3 separate regions of the Mus musculus genome follow, and regions 1 and 3 are each linked to region 2. Evidence: chromatin loops called from intact Hi-C (ENCODE). Cell type or tissue: left cerebral cortex. All regions are shown on one strand. Region 1 holds the start of Gm41385 (a long non-coding RNA gene). Region 2 has its middle 100 kb from the start of 9430014N10Rik. Region 3 has its middle 39 kb from the start of Gm41386.

Region 1 (4,000 bases), 210 kb before region 2:
GGGAAGGAGACGTGACTGAGTCCTGACTGTATTCAATATAGCTCTGGGTGTCAAAACCCCAAGGCAGGAGGTACAGCGGCACATTGCTCGTCTGAGTTCATGAAATTCAAATGTGCTCTTTATCTAAGAACTCCTTTCCTTTAGTCGTTCATTCATTTATCAAATGCTTTTGGATGGCCTATGTTTTAGGGTTTTACTTCTGTGAGCAGACACCATGACCAAGGCAACTCTTATAAGGACAACATTTAATTGGGGCTGGCTTTCAGGTTCAGAGGTTCAGTCCATTATCATCAAGGTGGGAGTGTGGCAGCATCCAGGCAGGCATGGTGCAGGAGGAGCTGAGAATTCTACATCTTTATCTGAAGGCTGCTAGCAGAATACTGACTTCCAGGCAGCTAGGACAAGGGTATTAAAGCCCATACCCACAGTGACACACCTACTTCAACAAGGCCACACCTCCTAATAGTGCCACTCCCTAGGCTAAGCATATACAAACCATCACAGCCTCCTAGGTCCCCAGTGCTGTAGTTGGTGCTGGGGATTCAGTAACTCTCAATGAAGACTCTTCAAGTATTTGGCAATTGCAGTAGAGCAACAATAGTGCTGTATTCTGTAGCTGCCGGACTTAATATGGTAACAAGTAGTCTTAGTTAGGATTTTACTGCTGTGAACAGACACCATGACTAAGGCAACTCTTATAAGGACATTTTCTTGAGGTTGGCTTACAGATTCAGAGGTTCAGTCCATAATCATCAAGGAGGAAGCATGGCAGCATCCAGGCAGGCATGGTGCAGGAGGAGTTGAGAGTTCTACATCTTCATCTGAAGGTCACTAGGAGAAGACGGTCTTCCATGTGGTTAGGACAGAGGGTCTCAAAGTCCACCCCCACAGTGACACACTTCCTCCAACAAGGCCCTACCTACTCCAATAAGGCTAATACCTACTCCAACAAGGTTATATTTCCTAATAATGTTACTTCTTGGGCAAAGCATGCTCAAACCACCATGCAAGTATCTGCTCTCTTATCACATTTTCTTCCTTTAATTCCACCAGCCACTCAGAAATGAGAAGTCACTTAGCTATACAGCAACTGCTGTACATGGAGGCCTCCGCCTCCTTCGTTCTCTGCTTTGCTGCCATTATTCAATTCCTCCATGCAGAAACTCAAACGAGGTGTTTAGCTTAGAGGTAAACCAATTCAGTCTCCCTTTGGCCTCAGTACTCCTCTCCAAGAGGAGGGGCCACCCAGGAATCGCTTTCAGCCTTTCCCTGTGAGGGTGTCATGACCTTTAACCCTGTTTACACTCACATACATTCACACCTTTCCCTCCACACTGCAGGCTCCACAGGGAAGGGATATATTGGCTGGCCTTGGTTCAATGGCTCCATGTCGATGGGGGGAGGGGAGGTAACTCGGAAGACTTTTCTTGAGTAAAGATATTTGATCATTTGTTTATGTAAGTAGCATTAGTTATCAGACCATCACCAAATTGCACTTTTAAAATTAGTGCCATAAATATTATCGATCGATGTGAATAAAATTGCTAGGTAACTGCCGATCTTTTTTTTTTTTTTTTTTTTTTTTTACTGAGTGCAATTTGATTTTTTTTTGTTTTCTTTTAGATTAAAACCAACCACATAATGAATTCACTGATAGGTATATGGCACAATCTTAAGCTATGCCATTACATAAGATTTGGGATTGTGAATCTTAGCAGTTACTCTACCTTCCACCTCTACAGTGCTGGAGACCTGAACGAACCCCCAAAAGTGTTGATAAATTAATGAGAGACTGACGGAAGGAAGGACGGATGATTCTTAAAGAGCACTCTTAAATTTCATGGCCATAAACTCTACCAAGGAGGGTGAGGATGACAACCGCTAAGAGCCCCAAGGTTTGGAGATAAATGGTCTTCCGGAAAATTCTTTGGCAAGAATTCCAGTCAACTCGCAAAGCTCATCTCCCTCCACGGGGAGTGTCCACAGTGAATGTGTTTTGCATTACCGAATGATCTCGCTTGTCATTTGTATGCTTCTGCTTTGGCGTCGAAGTCCGTTACTCCACGCACATCAGGCATTCAGTGAGCTCAGGCTTGCTCCGTTCCCACAATCCCTCTCTCTTCTCTCCTGTTGTCTGTGAGTGGAGGCCGGAGGCGGAGAAGAGAGCGGGGATTGTGTTGCTATTGCCCTGTTTCCGTGGAGGACGAGTGTTCTGGGACAGATGGGGAGAAAGTGACACATCCGTGTTCCAGAGTCCCGGGAGTGGGCTGTGGTGTATGTGGGAGACCTGGCAAACTAGTTCGGAGCTAAATCCAAACGTTGCTTGCTGGCTGCTGACTTTTTGTTCGGGGGCTCTAATTTTAGACATGAATATTCGAGGATGGGACTATGTTTCATGTATGTTAAACGCATGCTCAGAGCCTTTATGTTGGTGCCTAGAGACACCCTGGGGCCTCTCATTCTTCAAAACAGCGTTCTACTCCGGTTTCACGGCTTTCCAGCTGAGCTATGGCCCTTGGGCCCAAGGCTGGGATGCTCTCCCAGCCCTGCTAATACGGGCTTCCTGCTTTGAGCGGTTCATCATGCTCGGTTCACTTCTGCAACGACGCTTCATTTTCTCAACATACCGTTTATATTTAGGAGACACGGTGGCTGTGGTGATATGTAACAGACACACAGGAACTTTACAACACCCAGGGCGCTGGACTCCGAGTCTGGGAGATGTTAAGGAGAGGATCTGTCTTTCCCCTGAGAGCCTGGTTTTAAACCGTTCCTTGCTTTAGGCAGAGAAGGAACAACAGCCAAAGAAGCAGATTGCGGTGACGCTCATTCCAACGATGACACAGGCTTTGCCCGCAGCCCGGTCAGCCAAGCCTCCTCTTCCCACAACCCGACCCAACCCCCCAGAATGTTTGTGACGACAATGATCAGAGAGCGAGAGCTTAAGAGGACTTACTTTAAGAGCTGTAACTCAGCAGGGTCAGCTTCCAAAACAGGTAGAAAGAGCCGTTTCCAAGGCCACTACACCTGCCCTGGGCCTTTTTTAAAAAATCAGGCCTGTATTCTGCATATTCAATTATTCAGGCTTTGTCTCTCACAAATAACCTTAAACAATTTTTTACATAAATTAAAATAAATATATAATAATCATCAATAAAAGAATTTATTATTCCTTAAGTATTTTCTTATCTTCTATATTTTTCTCCCTATTCCCCTCCATACAACGCTTTTTCTTCTCTTGTGTCAAATGTATTCCTCTACTATTCTTCTCTTGTTCAGATTCTCTCTCTTTTCAGACCCTTACCTGATGTTCATCTCCCCCTTTAAACATCCATGTTGTTCTCCCTCTCCCCCTCCCCCTCCTCCCTCCCTGCTTCCCTCTCGGCTAACATGGCGCTGGTATTTTGCTTGTGATCTCACCCACTCCCACTTAGTTTCTGGTTCAGTCACAGAGGAGTCACTATTATCCTGTCTTCCAGTGGGTCACCAGCTACTCATTACCCAGAATGCTTTGCTCATCATGGTTGGCTCCCAGCAGCTTAGAAGGAATAGGATCCAACACTTCCTGTATGTTAAGGATATGCATCTGGGCCCATTAGAATTCTCTCCTTGGGTTTGGAAGTGTGGATTCTGTATCTCTTTAAAAAACGTAATATTTGATCTTGGGGACCCTGGGCAGCCGTTTTATACTCATGAACGGAGAGAGCGGCACCGCGCTAAGAAGGAGGTGGGAGAGTTGTAATGAGCGTCTGGCGCTCTCTTCTCCCCTTCTAGCCCTCTGCTCCTGCACTTGGGCTTTGGGATAAAGTCATCCATCTGCCCCTCTTTGTGACCAGAGCGAGTGAGTGGCTTTTTAATGGAAAGACGACTTCAAGCATCTCTGTATCCAGACGCGGCTGCAAAAAGCAGGGCAAAGCAACAGACAAAAGGACAGAGGTGTATACAAACGGTTGGGAAACTGGACCGTTCCTTTGTTCCTTTCTGGGAAGTTTACAGCAAG
Region 2 (4,000 bases):
AACACACAGTGCACATAGATACGTATGAGCAAACATTCATACACAGTTTTTTTTTTTAAAGCAACTTAAGTTGCCCTATGAAGGTGGGTTTATGAGGAGTTCCGTGAGAACATTAGCCCCCAAGGCTAGAAACTCCATACAGTCCCGTTTGTTGAGCTACACAACACGGGCTACAAGCTACAGTGATGGTCAGTCTATGCTTTTGATAAAGCGCATCATTTAAAAGTCATGTTTGCTTGCCTTCTATTGCCATGACTGATAACATAGGATCGGTAGGCAGTCACTTAAGATGCAAACAAGCCTCTACAGCTTCCTGGATGTAGAATACTGGGTTTCATAAGCAGCGATCTGCTTGATTACAGCGTGAAAAGGTAACTCCAAAAACTGTATTCCGACTTTGGACATCAAGGATTCAAACTCGTCTTCACTCTGAACAGATTTTCTCTCAGTTGCATCTGCCCATCGTAGCTGAGTTCTTTATAGAATGACACAAAAGAGGCCTTATCCATCTGGGCCACTTGGAGGTTGCCATGTAATCCCGCATCTCATTTTGGTCTTCGTAAGAAGACATAGTTCTCTCCTGTCTAGGTTCAGATTGTCTCTCTAGACGAGAACCAAATTGCCAAGGTCTATCCTGAGAATAGAGATTCCAAAAAGTTAAAAACGTGCTTTTGACTATTGAAGCACTTATGAAATACTGATTTTTTTGCAGTGTGTATTATGTGTTTCTATTGCTAACAAATATGGCAGGCTAATAGCCTCAAAGAGAACAGGTAGCAATCCAACGAAGTGGCCCATTGAGTTCCAAGGACTAGGAAGAAAATTTGGTGTTAAGCTCCATTGTCCAGGAATATCAAAGCAATTATATTTTCATTTAAAACACCATTCTAGTTATATATCCAATCCTGAAACATCTGTTAAAATGTGTTCTGGGAATGACCCTACTGAAAGTCGTTTTCTGTGGCTGAGTGAGTTCTGTATGCTTCATCATCCCTTTTGAAGATACAATCATTTCATGTAAAAATTTCAGGTCAGCCTTCTAATAAAACTCCCTTACCACTGCCTCAGCTAAACAAACTACCTTTCCATATGGCAAATTTTGTGTATAGCAACCTTTTGTGTAATCGTGAATTCATTAACTCCATAGGGAACTATTTTTTGAAAAACCCTGTCTAACATGTCGAACCTTGGAGCTCTCTGGATTTTTAGTTCTACACGTCTGTGCATGGTGTAGCCATTTTTATGGGTGAAAAAAAAAAGGTTCTTGTGGGAAGTACGTATGATGTCTAGTTTTGACTCTCTGTCCACTGAGGATTTATAATGAGCTGAGCAGAGCAAGACCCACAGAGCTGAGAAGCTTAGCAGGTACGTTGGGAGGTCCTGATGAGAAGTCAGGAAGGAGCAGGATGCTAGACCTAGGAGACAGAGAATGTTGTCCTCAGTCAAGCTTGTCCTGAGCCTTTGGAATCTCTACACTAAGACCTTGGCAACTGGTTCCCTATCTAGAGAGACAATCTGGATTTGGAGTAGAATGGACTATATCTTATTATGAAGGTTTAAACGAGATTCAGGATTGCATGGCAATCTTCAAGTGCCCCGGATGGATAAGGCTATCCATCATGACATGTATTCAGATTACAGTAGAGTCTTAAGAGATCACTCACTGGAAGGTAACACCCACAAGGCAGAACTGTTTTGTCAGAACGAAGAATTTAACCACAGAGACAACCTATGCACCACAAAAATAATCAGATAATAATTGCAGACAGGATGTAATTAGCCTCCCGAGAGGCTCGGGCTATAAATACTCTGGGACGGAGAGAAAGAAACCAGCCTGAATGGAGCTGGGAGAAAGCTTGCTATTCTGAGCATTCCTCACAAAGGGCAGCTTTAACTCGTCTCCATTACCACGTGGCAAGACAACAGCAGTCTCAAAGGGCCTTATGCTTAACAGACTTATTTATTGCTGTGTTTCAGACCCGTGTTCCTGGCTAGTCTGGAAGGAGAAGAGACTATTTCCTGACATCTGCAGAACAGTGCTGCTAGCCGAGTATCTTTACAGTGGAGCCGCTACAGTTCTCTGTTTCCAGAGGGCTTTATGTAACGTGTAGGCACATGACATAATGGGTCCGCGGCTCAGGAGCGCATCTGAAACGCCTTTGGGATGCAGTTGGAGAAACTGGCAGAGTTATGGCAAGAGATCAGTGAGGTAGGGTGGACTCTAAGTAAGCCGATTCCTTGCAAGCATCAGAGAGAAGAGAGTTAACAGGGACCGCGGCTTTAACTAGGAGAGGAAAGTGGGATACAATCTGGAAGCAGGTCTGCAGGACAACTGAAGTGGCAGAGATTAACATATGGAAACCAGACAGCAAGCTAGGATCAGAAGAGGGAAAGAGCCTCGTGGGGGGTAAATATAGCTGCAGATAAGGAGGGTGGGAATATTGGATGGGGATTTACTTCCGGCTTTGGAAAAATCCAGGGGGAAGCTGGTAGAAGTATGTAGTCCTCTCATCTTCAGGAGGGTTATGTAATATGGAAGTGCTAAACTTGGCCCGTGTAAAATACTGGCATCCCTTTCCGTGTTATTTTTAAACTCGCTGTTTTTCATTCATTAAGCACAATTGAGCTATCAAGTCCTGCGTAACCCAGGCGGAGCGTAACCCCTACCACCGGAAGGGCAGTGTATCAGCCACGTTGTCATGACAGATCTGCTCTCGGAGATGCTGTCTCGCAAAGTGCGATGTGTCTCCCACACTTTCCAGAGAGAAGCAATACTCCTTAGGAGCCACACAATAACGCATATGGAAATGCATGTGTTTTCTGGAGGCTGAGAGGAGGGGGTGGGGGAGGGGGTGGGAGTGGGGGATGGGTGAGCTGAGCTACTTGCCTGACAGATCTGTGAGTTCTGAAAGTTGACAAGTTTGGGGGAAAACTATTCCAGGTAGGTGAGGGGAGAAGGAACATGCATTCAATTAGCAGTCGTATTGGGTATATACCCCGTTCTTTTAACTCGGCACTTTTAATATCGGATAGAGAGCTGGAGGCACGAGGAGCAGAAGAATATCCTTAGCAGACAAGCATTGCTGTCACCGATCTTGCTTACCCCCTGTGCATCTTTGCCTATGTCAATATTTTATATTATTAGCGGTATTTCCACTAATTGATGCCATTCTCAGTCCTTACTCTTGCTAACCCTCCAAATGAAGGCGCTCTTAAAATGTTGTCAAGTTCAATCAGCGTCCTTCCTTAAGTGGTCTCAGGGTAAATGGATAAAGATCTGTTGGTGATTGACATGCTGTGGTATTAAAACTTACAGAGGCTGCCCCAAGATGTTATGCTAGAGAATGCCTCTGAAGTGAGGGGGGATTGTCCGGTGGTCTTGGTGCTGCTGTGGGTATGAGATGCAGGAGGAACACGTTCTAACTCCTGCTGCTAAAGCCCAGCGAGCTCTGCTGACCACGGCAGCGACGGATACAAAGGACATTTGTATTAACTGCAGGGTGACCCCCTGAAGTCGTAAGTCCAAACATACAGACATAGCATTTCATCAGTACAATCTAGTTCCACTTCAAGTGGAGGAAGAACGTCCTTTGTAAAGTTGGAGGCTGACCTGTTCCCCAATGCTTTCAAGCTGAAGGCTTGGCCCTCATTTTAGTTATTTCGAGGTAGTAGACATGTCAAGAAATGGGGCCTATGGGCAGATTTTTTTTCAGTACAGTGGATGTGACCTTGAAGAATTCTGTGGACCCTTTTCTTTTTCTTTGTCTTTTTCACACATGTGAGTTAATGGTTGCTCAACCATGGACTGCCCCTCCATGATGTGTGAACAGCTACAGGCGTCAGAGGAATCGGCCAACAAACCATGTCCAGGAAGCCTCTGGAAGCCTGTACCAAAGCCAACTCCCTTTCTTCTAAAGGAGTTATCTTAGATGTGAAAATGTGACTACATTCACCATCTTTTATTGAATAGGTATTATACAGGATATGCAATATGCCTTCT
Region 3 (4,000 bases), 74 kb before region 2:
CCTGTCTAGGGAATGGTACTGCTCACAGTCAGCTAGGGCTTCTCATATCAGTTAACCTAATTAAGACAATGTCTCACAAATATGCTCTTAGGCCAAACCAACATATATAGGCCCTCATGGAGACTCTTCCCAGAGGAGTCTTGGTTGTATCAAGTTGATGGTCAAAGCTAACCATGATGGATGGTTAATCACGATGGTCTGATTGACGGATCTGGGATTGACTAAGACATAGCATTGAGCAGATCTGTGAGGGCACCTTGGAGGTGGTGAGGGGATAAGACCCTCTCTTAGGTACAGTGACCCAAGAAAAGAGCAGCTTTACTTGCCTACTGGTTTTTACTTCTTGCTTTTGAAGGTATCTATCCTGCGCCACTGTTGCAGCCACCACCGCTACTGCCGAAGTTTGCTGACATCAGAATCCGGGATCTTTTTGACTTAAAATGTAGACTGGAGACCACTGACTATCCAGGATTCTTCCAAGTAGTCAGCACCATGTTGGGACGTCCAGCTTTATGGACCGAGAAGCTACAGGGTTCTCGCCTCTCTAGCATGGAGACAGCCAGTGTTGGACTATTCGACCTCCATTGTGTAAGGCATCCTCATGATTCTTCTTTTCTGAGATATATCTCACATATACTGATGGATATGTGTTCTCTGTCTCTCTTTCTGTCTCTGTCTCTCTCTCTTTCTCTCTCTCTCTCTCAGTTCTCTTCCTTTACCGAACCCTGTCCTACCGAAAGCTCTCTTTCTGTAGCACTTCATCTAGTTTTCCTCTTCCTCTTCCTCTTCCTCTTCCTCTTCCTTCTCCTCCTCCTCCTCCTCCTCCTCCTCCTCCTCCTCCTCCTCTTCTTCTTCTTCTTCTTCTTCTTCTTCTTCTTCTTCTTCTTCTTCTTCTTCTTCTTCTTCTTCTTCTTCTTCTTCTTCTTCTTCTTCTTCTTCTTCTCCTTCTTCTCCTTCTTCTTCTTCTCCTTCTTCTTCTTCCTCCTCTTCCTCCTCTTCTTCTTTCCTTCTCCTTTTCTCCTTCTCTCTCTCTCTCTCTCTCTCTCTCTCTCTCTCTCGTTTGTTATTTGATATGAGGTGGGACTTCAACTAAACAAAAGAACTTGGGGAGTATTATGCTAAATGATGCTAAGTGAAATAAGATAGGTCCATAAAGAGACATATTGTGTAACTTGATTTATATGTAGAATAGAAGACATTCAATTTCATGGGAGCCAAAAATAGGAATGGTGGCTACCAGTGGGTTGGAAATAGCAGGTTAGGAAGATGCTGGTCAAAAGACATGTGAGTTTCAGTTAGAGAGAAAGATGCAGGGCTTTTGTTTTCTTTTGTTTTTGTTTGTTTGTTTTTTTTTTTTTAACACACCAGAGTCTCATTTAGAAAAAAATGGATGCAGCTCTCAAGAGGCACTGCTCATCTTGGTGTAAATTTAACAGGAAGAGGAAACATTTAAAGTGAGACACGAAAAGATAGAATACATTCTGAGGTGGAAAGACTACTTCTAGGTTTTTTGTTTTTTTGTTTTTTTTGAAGGTGTGCAAGGCAAAGTGAGCACTCTCTTTCTGTTGATTTCTTTGGCTCAAGGCTCACAAGGGTGCATAATTTGAAGGTGTGCAAGGCAATGGTTGTATGCCTGACATCCTCTCACCACATAATTTTCTGTTCCACAGTGGGCAGCGATGCCATCTGTAATCTCCTCTGAGTGCTTTTACACCCCTGCTTTCTCCACCCGGCTCCAAGGCGAGGCCCTGCTGTTGCTCAACCAGATCGAAGGTTTCGCTGCGTCTGCTTGTAGAGATTGACATCAGCAGCCCAGAGGGCAGACAGAAAATAGCTGCTGGCAGGAAATGAGCAGTTCTGGTGCTGACCGATAGAGGGGAAGGAAATGGGTAGACAATTAGGGAGATCCTTATGAACACTTTGCTTTAGTGATTAAAGAAAAATATTCGGGATTATTGACATCTACAAAAAACTGTATATTTCTTCAGTTAGATTCTCATATTCTTTCCTCACACTGAAAATTAGATTTTTGCTTCAGTGAGACCGTCACATTTTTATTTCTCCTCCAAGTAACATAGTTTAAAGCTACAGTAATAGAGTTGAAATTATCCTTTATCTATATTTTAAATGAATGTTCTTAGCATGTGAAACATTATCTTTTTGGGATTTAAATATCACTGTGTATCGTATTCCAGCTTGGGAAATTTCAGCATTCAGAGCACACTTTCCAAGCTTAGAGCTTAGTGTGTCAGCTGAACACTGAATTTTTAAAAAGTACGTGTCACTTATTTACGGACTGCCAGAAAGCAAGAGAGGGAAAGAGGTTTCAGCTGAAGTTGATTTTGGAAAAATCTGCTTTTCAAAAAAAAAAAAAAAAAAAAAGAGTCAAACACATCTTGCGTGTACAAACAGGTGAGAGATGAACTGTAGGGCAAGAGTTTGCTGATGTGGTGTGGCTGGCAGAGGGGGAGGGAAGAGGCGGTGTCCTCTCAGGATCTCCGCTTCCATCCCCCTGGTCACCCACAGCGCGGTGGTCAGGTCTCCATTTACCACAGTCTAGGGATGGCCACGGTAGAGCTCAGTACGGAGAAGACCATCTTTCCTGTGAAGAGATCTGCTCCTCAGTGCTTCGCACTGGAAAAGGCCTTCCCGGGAGACCTGCAGGCGTCACGTCATGAGTAAAACATTCCACCCACTCACTGTGCAACAGCGGCGCATGCAGCAGAATGGCAGGTTCCTGCCGGTAGTCTTGCCTGGTTTGTGGAAGCTGAGTTTGGAACTTTATCGCACTATACTACCAACAAATGAAGGGTTTTTTTTTTTTCTCTTTCTTTCCAAACTGAATTCTTCTCTGTGAATATAGCTCTAAGCTATCCTGTATAACCAGAAAAAGCACAGACAAAAAGACGTTTTTTTACTATCCGACGCTACGGTTTAATGTGGGTGTCTTGCGTTTTATATCATCAGTTCAGATCAGCTGAAGATCCATGCTCTAGATTATAAGACCTTATTCTGTACACAGAGGGGTGGGGAAGAAGAGATTTGTGGGTAACATGCACACACACACACACACACACACACACACACACACACAGGAAGATCCATGCTCTAGATTATAAAACCCTATTCTATACACAGAGGGGTGGGGAAGAAGAGATTTGTGGGTAACATGCACACACACACACACACAGAGACACACACAGACACACATGTACACCTACAAAGATCTACATACATCTTCAGTTGGCTTCTCATATTCTTTTTAATTTAATTTTATTTTAATTAGGTATTTTCTGTATTTACATCTGCAATGCTATCCCAAAAGTCCCCCCATACCCTCCCCACCACTGCCCTACCCACCCATTCCCACTTCTTGGCCCTGGCGTTTCCCTGTACTGAGGCATTTAAAGTTTGCAAGACCGATGGGCCTCTCTTCCCACTGATGGCTGACTAGGCCATCTTCTGATACATATGCAACTAGAGACATGAGATCTGGGGGTACTGGTAAGTTCATATTGTTGTTCCACCTATAGGGTTGCAGACCCCTTTAACTCCTTAGGTACTTTCTCTAGCTCCTCCATTGGGGGCCCTGGGATCCATCCAATAGCTGACTATGAGCATCCACTTCTGTGTTTGCTAGGTCCCGGCATAGCCTCACAAGAGGCAGCTATATCAGGGTCCTTTCAGCAAAATCTTGCTAGTGTATGCAATGGTGTCAGCGTTTGGAGACTGATTATGGGATGGATCCCTGGGTATGGCAGTCTCTAGATGGTCTATCTTTCGTCTCAGCTCCAAACTTTGTCTCTGTAGCTCCTTCCATGGATGTTTTGTTCCTAATTCTAAGAAGGGGCAAAGTGTCCACACTTTGGTCTTCGTTCTTCTTGAGTTTCATGTGTTTTGCAAATTGTATCTTATATCTTGAGTATTCTAAGTTTCTGGGCTAATATCCACTTATCAGTGAGTACATATCATGTGAGTTCTTTTGTGATTGGGTTACCTC

Evidence for each region. Peaks named below come from ENCODE experiments on the same cell type or tissue, not always from the same donor. Only the 100,000 strongest peaks of a DNase experiment are listed, where the experiment ranks them.
Region 1: a loop joins it to region 2, with 5 times the contacts of the local background. A loop is called at or near these places in 2 of 42 quality-filtered maps.
Region 3: a loop joins it to region 2, with 5 times the contacts of the local background. A loop is called at or near these places in 2 of 42 quality-filtered maps.

What each region holds. Positions count from the first base shown.
Region 1 is chr15:93,608,289-93,612,288 of GRCm38, forward strand. Gm41385 (a long non-coding RNA gene) reads left to right here and starts at 3,424. Exons shown (of 5, transcript XR_001781750.1): 1 at 3,424-4,000. In left cerebral cortex, no CTCF peak of the experiment used is centred here; DNase peaks (open chromatin) are centred at 2,239 and 2,748; H3K27ac peaks cover 1,050 bases.
Region 2 is chr15:93,822,938-93,826,937 of GRCm38, forward strand. No RefSeq gene overlaps it. Among named protein-coding and RNA genes, the nearest start is that of 9430014N10Rik, 100 kb to the right of the region's middle. In left cerebral cortex, no CTCF peak of the experiment used is centred here; DNase peaks (open chromatin) are centred at 2,135 and 2,422; H3K4me3 peaks cover 1,041 bases; H3K27ac peaks cover 2,277 bases.
Region 3 is chr15:93,749,342-93,753,341 of GRCm38, forward strand. No RefSeq gene overlaps it. Among named protein-coding and RNA genes, the nearest start is that of Gm41386, 39 kb to the left of the region's middle. In left cerebral cortex, CTCF peaks have their summits at 1,858 and 2,708; DNase peaks (open chromatin) are centred at 1,739 and 2,687; H3K27ac peaks cover 614 bases.